2 separate regions of the Homo sapiens genome follow, and region 2 is linked to region 1. A link is an interaction called in ENCODE POLR2A ChIA-PET data of the cell type or tissue named here. Cell type or tissue: MCF 10A. All regions are shown on one strand.

The links. Peaks named below come from ENCODE experiments on the same cell type or tissue, not always from the same donor. Only the 100,000 strongest peaks of a DNase experiment are listed, where the experiment ranks them.
Region 2: POLR2A ChIA-PET joins it to region 1 with 19 read pairs; 3 of 35 experiments call an interaction of 5 or more read pairs at or near these places.

What each region holds. Positions count from the first base shown.
Region 1 is chr15:55,913,341-55,921,340 of GRCh38, forward strand. All of the region lies in intron 5 of NEDD4 (NEDD4 E3 ubiquitin protein ligase), which reads right to left. Among named protein-coding and RNA genes, the nearest start is that of NEDD4, 76 kb to the right of the region's middle. In MCF 10A, a CTCF peak has its summit at 4,672 (motif pointing left); DNase peaks (open chromatin) are centred at 2,731, 3,861 and 4,721.
Region 2 is chr15:56,036,262-56,044,261 of GRCh38, forward strand. No RefSeq gene overlaps it. Among named protein-coding and RNA genes, the nearest start is that of NEDD4, 47 kb to the left of the region's middle. RefSeq lists an enhancer at 3,905-5,104. In MCF 10A, no CTCF peak of the experiment used is centred here; a DNase peak (open chromatin) is centred at 4,410.

The DNA of each region.
Region 1 (8,000 bases):
TAAACACAAGATTATTTCTAAAACCCATTATTGTTGCCACTGCTATATTTAGAAAAAACAACACTAGAATCTTCTCCATAAAACAAGCCTTTGATTTATCAATTAGATCTATTTAGATATAGCATAAATTAAATTTAACTGTCACTATATGGTTTACAATGCTTTTATAAAGAGAAGTCTAATAAACATTAAACGGGGGGACAATTTAAATCTCCAGCAAACTGCACACTTCTGAATTATTTTATAATCCAATAATCTACCAAAAGATAGAATCTGCACAAAGTTATACATTTGATTGTCACAAAAAATATTTAAGTTAGCTTACCTAAGCATAAATAAAACCAGTAACAGTGGATATTTTTAACAATGCAAAAGGCATTTGATCCACATTTCATTAAAAAACACATTTAAAATACTCTTCTCAAAAGCATCCACAACAAACTATAATTATTACCACAAAATAAACTATTTTAAGGTATTTCTACAAATATTTCTACATGAATTATTCCTTTCAGATTATTTCATTAAGTGTAAAATAAATTTATAAGTAACATTAATTCAACTAGCATACTATTAACGTTTCTTCTCAGTGCCACTTCATTTCTTTCTTTCAGGAAGAAAAACAGTTGATTAGATTATAATCTCCTAAAATCTGGTTTTAGAAAAGTTTCCTAAATGGAATTTAAAATTCTAAATTATAGATCAGAATTTGAAATCTGATCTTTTTTTATCCTTAGTAAAGTAGTGGCTTATATTAACATCTGGGCATTGGTAACAATTATTATATTTACCAGATTTCAGAAGAGAGAAAATAAACTAGCAATTACTATTTTATTCACCTAAAGTTACTTATCCAGAAGTTTTTTTTTTTAAAACAATCTTTAATAAACATAATGGATGTTACAAAAACACAGATTAAGGTTTTTTCCCCCCAAAACTATGATGTACTGTCATGTAAAATTGCTTTAGTTAGAAAATTTTTTAAATTTCCTGGAATCTGGTAAAACATTCCAAATACAGAAATTTAAAAAATCTATTTCAGTTCAAACCATTTTAAATACTTTGGAACGGCCAAATTACATAAAGAACTTTTGGCTAAGATTCATAAGAGTTAAATTACTAATATAATAAAGCTGAATTGTCAAAAAAATGAAAAGGTAAATAGAAAATTGTGGTAAATGCCTAGCAATTTAAACCAAATTCAAAAATATTAAAACTTAGAATTCAATATTGTTGAAAGAGTGAGTTACATTTTAGAGGGCAGTATTAACTCGTGGCTAAAGAAAAATAGGGTGGAAACAAAATTCCTGTGGTTAAGGGTATATACAAATACAAATGCCATTTATTTTTCCTCTGCTTTAAACATGCAGCATAATAGTTTTTATGAATGATCTTATAAACACATGTATTTGAGATATAGTTTCTCTATGATAATTTATAAAAAGATCTTTACACTTTGATATGGGTTTTTGTTTAATATTTTAAATAAGCATTCTAAATTTTACTCTATTTCATAATGATTAAGAAGAGGAGAAAACAAAATGATCATTTGAAAATAGGAATAAAGTATTGAGCTACACAAAAGAATACTATATCATTTAAAGGAAAAATATGCCAAGATAAAATGTTATGAAATAGACTGTTATTCAAAGTTTGTTTTGTTGTAGAAAGTTTTTTATGTTGTAGAAAAGTTTTATAGCTTAAATCACTTAGGAAGATTTTTAAAAATATACATTTTGTACACTGGTAAAATAACAAATAGAGTAAAAAACTATACATAGAGTTCTTCAGATTTACAAATATAAAATTTATGACTACAAAATACTGCTAGCTAAGGACCAGGAAAATATGTAAAACTGCTTGGTTACAATAAATGTTCTCCAAATATTTCATTAAGTTATTCTCATATAAATTAACATTTACCAAGACCAAAGGAAACTTACCTTGCAAGAATTAGACAGTTCATTTGTGCAATCTCTGTTGCTGTCTCTTGATAAATTATCCACTTTACCTTCATTTCCAGATGCAAACTTTATGAGTAACTGAGATGGTCCCCCTTTAGAACAATTGTGCTTAAGGCTGGATAGACAGGAAATATTTGGATAAGCTCCTCCCAATGAAATACTTCTTCGTAAAATACCATGGTTTTTGTTCATCTGTGAATGTGGTCTTTCCAATTCTCCATTGATATTTATTTGACAATCTACATTTTGGGAGGATGGCAAACATGCAGATGTCCTATGCATGAGCTTAATATACTCTGAATCAGAATTAAGCTTAATTTCTGACATTTCTGGTTTACAATCACCATTTGTTGTTTCACAGTCTAATGTAGCTGCTTTTCGTTGGGTGAAATGCACTGAAACACAAGAATATCCTTCAGATGACTTTTCACAGACAGTCTGTCTGGGAGTATTATTCGAAAGAACAATTTTCTTCTGTAACGAGCCCTTCCTGTGAAGCGGCCGTATGTCTCTTACTTCTCCGGGGGTACAAATTGTTTTAGATAACCGAAGTCCATTGACAGCTGTTGAAAGAAATCCTTTAGCACTAGTGCCATCCTCATTATGTGCAATTTCACTAGGAGAAATAATAAACTGGTGTGAAGTTTGATAGGATCCTTTGCTCAGAAGAGTACACAGACTTGTTGGAGAAGTCGGTCGGGTAGTTGAAGGACTCCTAGGAAAAATGACTAAGGAGGAGTAACGTTTTAGTGGAATTTTTGTGTTCCTGCTCACTGGCAATTTCATAATCTCTAATCCATGTTCCAAGTCATCCTGGACAAAAGGATCTGTACTTGTACTTCTTGAAAAAATTTCACAAGGAGTAGTATTCCTGTTTGGCACACTTCTATTGGAGGTGCTGTCAGAAGGTAAGTTTCCACCCAAAAAAGTATCATCACTTGGTGGAAAAGTATAACTACTACTGTCACTGATGACACTGTTAGTATATGAACCTCCACTTGTGATACTTGCACATGACCCAAAATCACTACCGTTGCTGCTGTAAGACCCATTATCACTGGTTGAAAAGTTACTAAGGCTACCACTACAAATGGCTGGACTGCTTACAAGGTGACCATCATTCACAGCATTCAATTCATTATCGACCACAGCACTACTGTAAATACCATCCTTCAAGATACAAGTAAACGAAGCATCATCACTATCAGCTAAGACATTGCTAGACTGAAGATATCCACTGTACCTTGTTGGCTGTAGTGAAATCTGTAGACAGCTGCTCTTTTTATTAACATTTTCAGATGAGGGAACAGATGATCTTTCTTGAGACTGAACGTTTTCCTTTATTAACGGAGCTAGTGCAGTCTGTCTGGGAGTCAGCTTCATTTGAACAACGTTAGACGTTGAAATCCGTGTTGGTCTTTTGAAGCACATGTGAACATGGCTATCCAAGTCATCTCCGGAGGTTTCTGACAAAGGGTAAGTATTGCTTCTTCTGGCTGCAAAGTGCAATCGTAAGCTTTGTGCCATTTGTTCTCATTTCCAAACATGTTAAGGGCTGAAAGTCATAACAAAGATCTCTGTCCGTAGACAGGCTAGAAGCAGCTGCACTGCATCAAAAGAAAAAATCATTTGTGGTGCCTAAAAGAGCTATTAAGTAGTAGTCTTTATCCTAAGTAAAACATTAGATACCAGATATCATAGAAAGAAAAAGACGACCCATTCCAGAGACTGACGTTTCCAAAATGTCTTGAATCGCTTGTAGTCAAAATGCCTTCACTTACAAAGCACTTGATTTCCAGCGACCTTTAAGCTGAGCTCAGCTGCAGCACACTGACTCAAACACAGCCAACCTTGTTTCAATTATACCTTCTCCAATTTGCATGAATGAGTAACACAAGAACAACAATCTTCTAACATTTCAAGTTGAAACAGTATTTTTTCACCCCAGCTCTACTAAATGAACATTTAACTATGTGAATCACAGTGCCTATACTTTCTCCAGCCGACTTTGCCCACTAATATTTTTACCCATAGGTATAGAATTACAGGAAGTTGGTAGGAACAAAACCCCATGTAATTAAGCATCAAATCAAAGATTGAATTTCCAAATAGTAGCCATACTAGGAATCTAGTCAAGTTAGTTAATATAGGGACTGTTAATTTTTTTTTTTTAATGTGTGAATTCAAACAGTTAGGTAAATTTGGAAATACCAAAACTTTACAATGAATTAAAACTTTAGCACTACATCAAATAGATACATATTTTAGCTTCCAAAGTGCTAGTTACATAAAAAGTGAAAGCTTAAGGACAGAACTACAAAATTAACCTAGTAATACCATTGCAAAACTGAAGCATAGGTTCAAGAAAAAAAGTTTAAGAGAAGCTGTCACTAAGCATTTTCTCCTGTAATTTTAAGGCCTTTTCCAGCCAAGTAGAACAGTCTTTAAATGATGCCATTTATATTTTGACTATTAAAACTGCCAAGAAATAGCCTAAGCAAACATTCCAATAAAAATATATGCAGATTAGAAAAAAAAAACTATACCCCAAGATAGTTTGAACACACAGGATATTTTATTCCACTGTCTCTGCAATTCATTCACTTAAGAGAGTGTTGTGGTAAGTAAAGAAGTCTAAAAAGGATTTAGCACATCAAATAAACATGTCTCAATGCCAATTCTGTTCTGAAAAACTCTAAGAGCTCTTTGCTGGCCCCTGCTGGTACTTTGAAACAATCCATTTAGCTGTTTGATATCTATAAAGAAATACAAACCAAGCTGCACATTTCTTTATATAAACGAAGTACATACTTGTTTACATTTTTGAGAGCTAGCCCTACCCTAGAGGTGGAATTACTCACCAGTGCTGATAAAGCTCCCACAGTAGAGAACAGTGGACTGTTTGTCCTTTTAGAGGTTGTGATTTTGTATATATATTTTTTCTGCTTTGTATTTATTTAACCTTTATTTTCAGTTTACTAGGCAATCAAAATTTAATATTTTAATTTCTCTCTCAAATGCCATAGACCAAGGTTGGTATTCTATTTGAAAGAAACAAATTTATTTTTAAATAATACTCTAGGGTATATTTAAACCCCTCACCTAAATTTTATAGCTGGAACTCCAGTAATAAATATATACTGGCTCATTCATAGGAAAGTAAAAGGTAAAATAGTTCCGTTGTTTATACCACATGCTACTACACCCAAGTTGTATTTTGCTAAGTAAGTTTTTTTTCCTAAGTAAAAGCAAATATGTAAAACATATACTCATACTTTGTTAAAAAAAAAAAACTGCTTAAGATAGATCTGTTTTTGATCAGAATTTTCTAAACAGATTTTTAATCAATTAAGACACAAAACAGAATTATGGGAATTCATTGCATTTCATTTGACTAGAATGAAACAGCCCTGTTTTTGAATGCGTACAATAGTTGAAAACTTAGTAATACAATTATTATGTTATTTTTGCTTTTGTATAAACCACCTCCTTTATGATTTTACAGACTTCAGTCAATATTCTCTTAACATCTTTTTCTTTTAAATAAGGAGGAGTCCTGTTTTACTCTGCCTTCAAATGACTTCAGCGTTCTTTCTGGGATTAAGTGTGGGGTCTAATAACTCAAAGAATGAATCCCTTCTAATAGGCTAATCAATGAGATCTAATTGTTCATGTCTGTGGCCTAAAACTTCCAGGAAATAAGAAAAGCTCCTCTCATTATTAACATATAAAATAATGAACTCCAAGTATTTGGTCAGATAAATGTCTTCTCTTTGGTAAGCTTCACTATAAGCATCAGTTCCATGTCCCCTAACTAGATTTTAACTTTCCAGAGAGCATGGGCCATAACTACACATTTCTTCTGATGCTCCTGAGCTCATCCTGGGCTCAAAGTAAGTACCAGAAGACACCAGATAGAAGTCTGGATGGAGAGATGGATGGTGTCATCACAGTCACTCTGAATGCCTAATGCTTTCTTTCAGGATTTTTCTTGTTGTTGTTGAAGTTGATCCAGCCGCCACTTTTAAAGAAATATCAAAAAGCACTGCAGGTGGACAAGAAAGAATGACGTTTGAAAAATTTACAGAGAGGGTTTCAGCCAAGGAAATGTAAGGTAAGAGAATCACATGCACTTCCTAGCACTCTAGTCTGAGTTTAAATTCTAGGGAGGCTGAACAATTTGCATTGCTGGCTGAGGTCTGAAATTGCATAGGATCTATACTGCTATTATAGCAGTTACATGGGAAATCGGGGAACTTGCTATAAAATGTAGTCTCTCAGTCCAGCAAATACCAAAACAGGAGTGTTAATCCTAACCTTAAGTGTAGAAGAACTGGAGGGACATGGCAGCCCTCATCTGGAAAGAATCCATGCAAGTCCTACATAGAATTTCATATTCCGGAATGAAACAGATAACGTCTTAGGATTGAAGCTAAGAACCTCACATTCAGAGCTGTTGGTTACTGATCATCTACATGGAAAATAATGTGATTATCTACATGGTATGGATAGGCTCTGGGTAATCTTAATCATTGACTGAACTTTGAAGGCCAAAGTCAGCTGCGGTGGTTAATTGTATGTATCAACTTCGATAGGTTATGGTACCCACTTGTTTGGTCAAACATCAGTATAGACATTGCTATGAAGACATTTAGACATGATTAGCATTTAAATCAGTAGACTCTGAGTAGAGCACATTACCCTCCACAATGTGTGTGGGTCTCATCCAATCAGCTGAGGGCTTTGAAAGCAAACACAGGTTGTGTAAGAAGCAGCAATTCTGCCTCAAGACTACAATGTAGAATCCCTGCCTAAGTTCTCAGCTTCCTGGCCTGCCCTGCAGATTTCAGATTGAAGTCTTCACTATATATATATTGTGTGGAAATATATATATTCATATATTATACATAATTTCATATATAAAATATATGAAAAATAAATAATACATAAAATATATACACAATCTATTGTTTCTGTTTCTCTGGAGAACCTTCACTAATACAACTGCTAAACGTGAGAAGCACAGGGTCTCCACCCAGAATATAGGTGGCTCCTAAAACCGGTGGCTGAATGTGTACAGGTGTATATCTTAGACTGGTGACACAGTGCTAACTTTTGCATTGGTGGGTAGAGTTTTTTTAAGACACATCATTCTGAAATGTTCTGTCATTATTGCCACCACTACCACCACCATCACCATAATGAAACGACAATATTTTATAACACTCAAGTCTTAAAATTGGCTGGAAAAAAGTGATATAAGCCTACTCTTTATTGAAAGCAAATATCACTTACATTACAAACGTTTTCCAGATGACTAAAGTTGTTTCTGCTTAATATTATACTTGTGTTCTTCACCCTCCATTTTCCAAGAGAATTTGCTAGGAAAATGGTACATTTTAAATTTAGTTGTGAGTGCCTCAGCAGAATAAAGACGGAATGACATTTATAATGACACAGGTCATTTGTTGCTATACAATCAGGTCTGTTACTCCACCAATGGCTATAGGTTCTATAACATCTCAGGTCATCTCTATACCTCCCTTACCTGCTAAGACTAGCAACAAATCAAGAGGACTAGAATGACACACACCACCATGTTCTAATTATCTTTGGCTCTTTGTTTTGCTGGTAAACCGAGTTTCTCAAGAAAAGCTGTATTTCCCACTCATAGAAGAGCATCTAACACAGTAGATATACTAAATGGTATATCTTAGCTAACACAAGATATACCATATCAGAGAGCTACAAACGCGTTAAGTCTACGAATGTTAAATGACATTTTATATTTGTATCATGATAAAGAATTTTCCAAGTATTTTCATCGTCATTGTCTCATTTTATCCTCACAATATGCTTATGAGATAGGCAGGGCAAATATTGTTGTCCTCATTTTTTAAATGTGAGAAGGTATTTTTAGAAGGATTGAATAATTTGTTTAGGGTTACAAGCTAATACCCCAAAAGAAAGGCAGGATTATAATAGAATTTCTTAGTCCTTAGTGTGGGGATCTATAATAACTTTTTTTTTTTTTCG
Region 2 (8,000 bases), 120 kb after region 1:
TATACCTCTGTCCTCATACTCTAGAGTAACAGACTTTTCCTTGGTGGAAGCATCCACTTCTCTATCAGTGATCAAGTAAGAGTAAGAAGATGATTAGGCTCAGTATACCATCAACTCAAAGTGGGCACAGGAGCATCTATATTATTAAAGTTCAGGAGGGAGGAGTCCATGTCTAGGTTATAAAACTGAAATGGACAGCTTCAAATACCCACCAAAGTCCAGAATTTCACCATGGTGATATGATAGTCTTTAAAAAGAGGAGATGCCAGACTGTCCTGAGAATCAGTTCTGATTAATATATCTATGAGGCGACTCCTCTCTCTGGCTCCAAACATACACCTACCAGAAATCATCACCCTACACCTAGCAGTACTGGTTGGATTTCATTTTTAAAAAATTACTGTTGGCTGCTGTCTTGTACCTCCCCTATCTGAGAACTTGAGCCCTCAGCCTGTGTTGGGGGATGTGCTCGCATGGCTTCTCCTCAGTACACCAACACGGGTCTGTCTGTCTGGAAACAGCTTCCAGCTGGTTTGTTGCTGGCAGCAGTGTCCAGCTGCCCTGATCTAGAGAAGCCGCTCTCCTATCCATGGTTTTGTCCCCGTGGCCCTTGCCCTTGTCTACACAGACCTGGCTCACCTGCTTTCTTGGCAGGACCTACCCAGTAGTCACCCACAGGATAGTACTCACCTTTTCTCTCTATTTTCTGTGTACCAGCCTCTCCTTTGCTCTCATCTTCTTTCCTACCCAGTTTAGGTTTTCTCCCCCTTTGCCATATCTTTTCCTCACCTCACTATTGTTTCATCTGAATTTTCTAGTGTTAGTAACATTCACCTTTGGATGGGAAAATAATCAAGTCACGACATTACTCAGAATTAAACTAGATATCTCTAAGTTTTCTTTCAACACTATAATTTCATGATTCTTTGGAGCTACTGTTCTCCCCAACTTCTACCTGCTAAATAAATAATCCAGTTAGAACTTTCACTTTAGTCTGTACTTGACTCTATTTAGAGTTAATTTAGGAGACAGAATAATGGCTCATAAGTTTCTCAACCTCACTAATAAGCAAAGAAATTCAAATGAAAGAGGATTGTTTTCAATCCACCAAACTGACAAAAATGAAAAATATCAATTCCCAGGGTAGGAAAGTTGGTTGGCTGGTACTTTGGGATATATCATTCTGGAAAAGAATCTGGTAACATGTATTAATATTTTAAATATGCATATTCCACATTTGGGAATTTATCCTAAGGCCAAATAAGCAAAGATGTATATAAAATAATGTTAATTGCAGCACTGCATGTAGTAGAAAAATTCAAAACCACTTAAGTGTCCATCAGTAGGAGAGGGTTAATATGATACATGCATAATACTATGCAGATTAAAAAATAATCAGATTGATAAGTGATTCTCAACCCTGACTGCACTTGTGAATCCAGAAACACTTAAAAAACTCGTAATTCCAGGATCCACCCTCAGAGGTTCTGATTATCTGTTTGAGAATGAGGCCCAGTATTTGCACTGTTTTAAAGTGCCCCAGGTAATTCTAATGTGCAGTCAAGTTTGAGAACCACTCAACCCTTAATATGCGAGATGTTTCTATCAGCTCTAACAAGAAAGATGCCCATGATACACTGCAAGTGAAAAAATTAGGTTACTTAATTTGTTGATTATGATTTGTTAAATTGAGCTAAAAATGGCCTGAGAAGGACTCTGTACTTCTATATTTGAGTCCTTGTGGACAAACTGTAATCTAACTTAATAGGTAGACAAGATTGAAAACCTAACTTAGGAGCATGTGCCTGTAACAAGAGCTGAGTCTTGGCCAATCCCAACAGCCATACTTCAACCACTCATACACTGCTGAGTGTTCAAACTGTGTTCACGTAAGGCAAATGTCGAGCTGTAACCAATCCAGCTGTTTCTGTACCTCACTTCCAATTTCTGTACATCACTTCCTGTTTTTTAATCTATAAATCTTCCACCACGTGGCTGTACTGGAAACTCTATGAATCTGCTGTGATTCTGGGGACTGCCTGATTCATGAATCATTTATTGCTCAAACTCCTTTAAATTTAATTTGCCTGAAGTTTTTATTTTATCAGATTACATTTATTAACAAATTATACATGTGCATTAAAATATAAAAGTTTACACACAGTTATTTCTGAAGAGTGAATTACATATTTGCAGTCTGTTTTCAACCATTATCATATATTTCTCTTTTTTGAAAAAATGAAAAGGCTGTACAGGCTGAAAATGCAGAGAAAAAATGAAAACTGGCCTTCAGATGGCTTCTGAGTGCCAACAGGGACTTCCATCCTAAACCTGGTTTTATTTCTGTGGCTGACAACAGCAAAGTGTGTACTTAGAGATAATATGGTCATTGTATTAGTTTGTTCTCACACTGCTAAAAAGAACTACTTGAGGCTGGGTAATTTACGAAGAAAAGAGAGTGACTTGACTCACCATTCCACAGGCTATACAGGAAGCATGGCTAGGGAGGCCTCAGGAAACTTACAGTCATGGCGGAAGCAGGCACATCTTCACATGGTGGAAGAGAGAGAGAAAGTGCTAAGGTGGAAGTGCTACACACTTTTAAACATCCAGATCTCGTGAGAACTCACTGACTGTCATGAGAACAGTAAGGGGGAAATCCACCTCCATGATCCAATCACCTCCCACCTTCCCCCAACACTGGGGATTACAATTCATCATGAGATTTTGGTGGTGACATAGAGCCAAACCATATCAGTCATCTTAGCTCAAGTCAAAAATACTGGCTTGGCTAAATAATTCATTATGGTTCCGTTCACCATGAATTTATGTTCTGCAGAAAGAAATAATGAAATGGAATATGTGCATCATCTTGTATTTTAGAAACAAAATGTTTAGGCAATCATTTCTAAATTCATACATTAAAAAAGTGTGTGCATACTTGAAGAGTTAAACTTTGTAGAAAGTATCTCGTAGGTGAACTGGCTTCAGTGGGCTTTACTGAAAATCATGATTTAGAGTTTTACCACATAGTAGAGTTCACTAAAAAATATTACAGCTCTCCAGGCATGGTGGCTCATGCCTATAATTCCAGCACTTTGCAGGCTGAGGCAGGAGGATTGCTTAAGAACAGGAGTTCAAGGCTGCAGTGAGCTGTAATCATGCCACTGCACTCCAGCCCTGTCTCAAAAAGTAATTACAACTCAATAAAACTGGTGTGTGTGTGTGTGTGTGTGTGTGTGTGTGTGTGTGTATCATTGATTGTAAGTCTGATATTTCTCTCTCCCTTCCTTCCTTGCTGTCTCCACCCTTGTAAACAAAACAAAACAAAAAAACTCCAACCAGTTTTCCCAGGGTCAGTCTACTGAAGAGCTGATTTCTACGTATTGCATAAACTATACTATTCATGAATTTTAAAAAATAACTTAAACTCTCAGGTGATATCATCATTTTCTTTGTTATTTCTTTCTATTGCATACCACCTTCAGAATGATAAAGAGACTGAGGCTCTAGTCACAATTATATTCAGCTGTCAGGAATGATTAACTATCTTCCTTCTCCCCATGAAGTGCATGAGAATGCAACCATGCAAGTTAGGCTGATAATGTCCCCCATCAGATGCTATGGCTCCTCTTGCCTCAGAAGAGAAAAACAGCATGGTTTTGTACTAGGTTATGGAATGAAGTCTGGGATGAATTTTCTGGTTTGTCTGGGGTCAGTCTTCTAGCAAGACTTACTTTAATTTTAAATTTTTTTAATTTAATTTTTTTTGAGACAGTCTCAGTCTGTTGGCCAGGCTGGAGTGCAGTGGCACTATCATGGCTCACTGCAGTCCTGACCTCCCAAGCTCAAGTGATCCTCCCACCTCAGCCTCCTGAATAGCCAGGACCACAGGCATGTGCCACCACGCCTAGCTAATTTTTAAAAAAATCTCTTTGGTAGAGATAGGGTTTCACCATTTTGCCCAGTATGGTCTCGAACTCCTGGGCTCAGGCCATCCACCTGCCTCATTATCCCAAAGTGCTGGGATTACAGGCATGAGTCACCGTGCCTGGCGAGCAAGACTTACTTTGCTTCAAGTTTTGTTTCCAGAACATTTAGGTACCAATTCTCAATATAGAATTCTAACTACAAAAGTCACAAGTTATAAGGCATTTTTGAAGCAGTCACTGTTCATGTCCATCTGTGTCTTTCTTTCCCTCCACTAGCATGGATAATTTGGAGTTAACTGTAGAGCAAATACTTAGGAAATTAATCCCACATGATTTTCAGGTTCAAGGTGAGAAAAAAAGGAGAAAGTACAGTTCTTGTACCTTGACACACTTTATTCCATCTGCAGAAGTGGCTGCAGCTCACATGTGTGACTCACGTTGGAACAGCGGGCTCACATAATAGCATCACGTGCTGGCAAAGTGTTCAGATGACAAGCCAGTTACCTCATTCGGCTGATGCAATCCTGGAATTTCCTGAATTGAAATACAATTTAGGACCAGAAGGGAGAGACCCTGGGCTGTTTGATTAGGGCATCACCTTTAGCTAATTCTAACCACCCCCACCTTTTTTTTCCCATTTGTCTATTTCCTTCTTTCCTTAGGTGTGAGGTAATAATACTAATTGGTAACAGTTAAACTGTGCTGTGCACTCATCTAAGAGTTTTACTCTTAATTGTCAAACAATCCTAGGAGGCAGGCATCCCATTTTTTTCAGATAAGGCAACTGAGGTGCAAAAATCCCATGTCATTGCTTTAGGTCACACAGGAGAAAATGTAAGGCTCTTCTCTTTGAGATGTATACCTGAGGATCTTTGCTTTTAGTGATCAGATTGTGTGTAAGTTTTCCAGGGAGTCCCACTCGTGGAAAGCCCACGACTGCTGTGAGCTGTGACTGAAGATGTTGCCACCTCAGTGTGGTCAATGGCTCTGTCATCCAGTTTTAACCTCCATATCAGAACTTTCTTTAAATTATATGTAGAATTTTTTATTTTTCTACTATTGTTTCAGATTTTTCTTAGTATTTTAAGATGGTTTTTAGTGTTTTACCAGAAAAGGGTCACCACTTAAGATTCCCCTACCCCTGCTTTTTAGGATTTAAGGAGTGGGATATAGTTATTTATTATTTAGTGTGTTAAGATTATTTTCAGATAATAGCAAATGGTCAAGTCTTAATCATTTTTATACCCCATTATTTTGTTCTGGATATAATACCAATATTTATATAAATAGACCAAGGTAGAAGGATTGCTTGAGGCCAGGAGTTCAAGATCAGCTTAGGCAACGACATAGCAAGACCCCATCTCTACAAAAAATTTAAAAAAATTAGCTGGGTGTGGTGATGCATGCCTATAGTCCCAGCTACTTGAGAGGCTGAGGTGGCAGGATCTCTTGAGCCAGGAGTTTGAGGCTGCAGTGAGCTATGATTGTACTACTGCACTCCATCCTGGGCAGCAGATCGAGACCCTTTCTTTAAAGAAAAAATAAACAGGCAAGGAATATATTAGCTTGATAATTATCTTTAGCTGTGACACAAAAAGTGAATACATCCTTCACATTCTGTCATCATGTAGGAATGGAGAAAACTATAAATATGTAAAAATCTTTGAGACCATATTAATGATGGATTCCATTAAGCCCTGGACATTTTGGTGTAACAGTTCCACCTGACAGCTACACCAATCCCAACCACACCATGAAGGGAAGAAACACAGATCCAGTACAGATTGATGGTTCAAACTTACTGCCTGGATGCAAGGTGCCCAGAACAGGCATTTCTAACTCCTTCTGGCCAGGGATGAAATGTGAGACCTTTTGTTACTTTTGAGACACAGAGTTCAACTCTTGCTCTCACATGTTCCTGCAATTGTAGAATATTTTAAAGATTAAAGTCATGGTTCTTTAACATCACCTGTAGTTCAGGGGCCCAGACCTGTCCTGTTAAATCCCCTGACACAAGGCAAGTGCTGCTTCAAGATTCCTTTCTTATCTGTCAAGGTAAACAAAACAAAACAAAACCAGACTTGTCACGCCAAGCTCATGGAGGATAGACAGAACTCTATAGACAAATTAAAAGTCTATTTATAATCACAGATATGCAATGAACCCAACACAATTGATGCTTTATTGCTTATTTGAAGATAAATTCCTATTTCTCCCACCTCTCCCTCTACCCAGTACATTTTAAATGTAATCAGTAGACTTAACAATTTAAGAGTACCCATAAATGAGGATACTAATAGGAATTAGCTGATTCGTCCCACAGAATCCTGAAAATGCTCATGAATTGGAAGTGCCAAGTATCTCAGAAGGTAGGGTTGTGTGTGTCAATGTGTGTGTGTGTGTGTGTGTCTCTGTGTTTGTGTGTATGTGTGTTAAATGCACCTGATAGCAATAATTTACGCATACCCTGAGAATGACCCTGTATAGCAGGTGCACCTGAATGCGGTTCAGAGTTCCAAGCTAAGGAATGTGGGAGAGGACAACGCAGAGATTCATTCCTTATCTATAAGGAACATCTAGGCCCCATCCTGTCCTGTGGAATGTGAGCTGTACAGAGGATTGAGGCCATTTGTTTTGGTTTAAATGCAAGTTTCCAGGTGGAGCTTATTAGGAGGCAGGGGCTAAGTGAAAATGCTGTAAAACCTGCATGCTTTTTGCAAGTGGTTGTGATTCTTCTGCTCAGCCTACTGCCCCTGGGTCGTGGGGTTCTCCTGTTCCGCCCACCACCACTGGGCTCTCCCCTGTGTTTAGCCCCCAGTACAACCCCATGTCTTGTTTGCTGGCTCTGGGTCTCTTCTTTGGCCTCTTGAACCTGGTGTCATCCCCATTGGAGTCTATAAAGGTTTGGTGCCACAGTGTGTAAAAAGCAAAGTCGAGGGACTGTTTGAAAGCCTGTATAAGCAACAGTTAGATTCCCAGGTTACTATCCACACTGTAAGGAGTCAGGTCCTACGTCTTCCCAGTACTAGTAGTGGAGGAGATACTTTGAAACTGAACTAGGAATAGAGAAGAGTGAAGATGAGATGACCCATTTGAAACAGAGTCAGTGATCTGCATTTGAAATTGTAAAGCCTTTTTCAAGTTCCCCTACTGAATTTCAGAATAACAATAACCAATCATACAACCACAAGCAGGATGTGGGGAGATGAACCACCTCAGAAAAAATACAGCGTCTCTCTAGAGACATTTGACGCAAGAAAATAGGGTCTGGAGGTAGGGAACCTAAGGCCAATTCCCACTGACTTCCTAGAACTGTATCAAAAGGAAAACCCCGACTTTCCACATCTAAGTAACAAAGAGACCACAGGCTACTCCCTTTGCAAACCACCCCCTCTTTCCTGCATGGCAGATGGAAAATTTAAAATACTTCTGATTGGTTGCTTTCCACAATCAGACTGATTGGTAGCCAAGTCTTCATTTGCATAGAAGTATAACTTTGTAACTTCACTTTAGCCTGTGATTGGTTGTTTTCCACAACCAATCAGATGTTTGCATAGAGTGTAACCGTTTAACTTCACTTCAGCCTTTGATTGATTGCTTTCTGCAACCAATCAGACTGATGTGGGCCACTACTTCATTTGCATGAGGTATACACCAAGTGGCCAATGGAAAACCTCTAGTGAATATTTAAACCCAGAAAATTATGTAACTAGGCTCTTCAGCTCCTGTGCTTGGGACGCTCCATCTCTGTGGAGTGTACTTTCGTTTTCAGTAAATCTCTGGTTTTGCTGCTTCATTCTTTTCTTGCTTTGTTTGTGCATTGTGTCCAATTCTTTGTGGAAGATGCCAAGAACCTGGACACCCTCGACCAGTAACGCATTGACCTTTGGGGCTACATGAAGAAAAAGCCAGCTGGCCACCTGATTTCCCTGGAGTGTACTATTCATTCACACTTCTTGATTTAGATGTAAATATATATACAGTCATAGCAATGAAAAACACTGAAAATGAATTTACCAAAATTTATGAAAAAACTGCATTGGAAGGATGGATTGGGGAAGCTAAGGG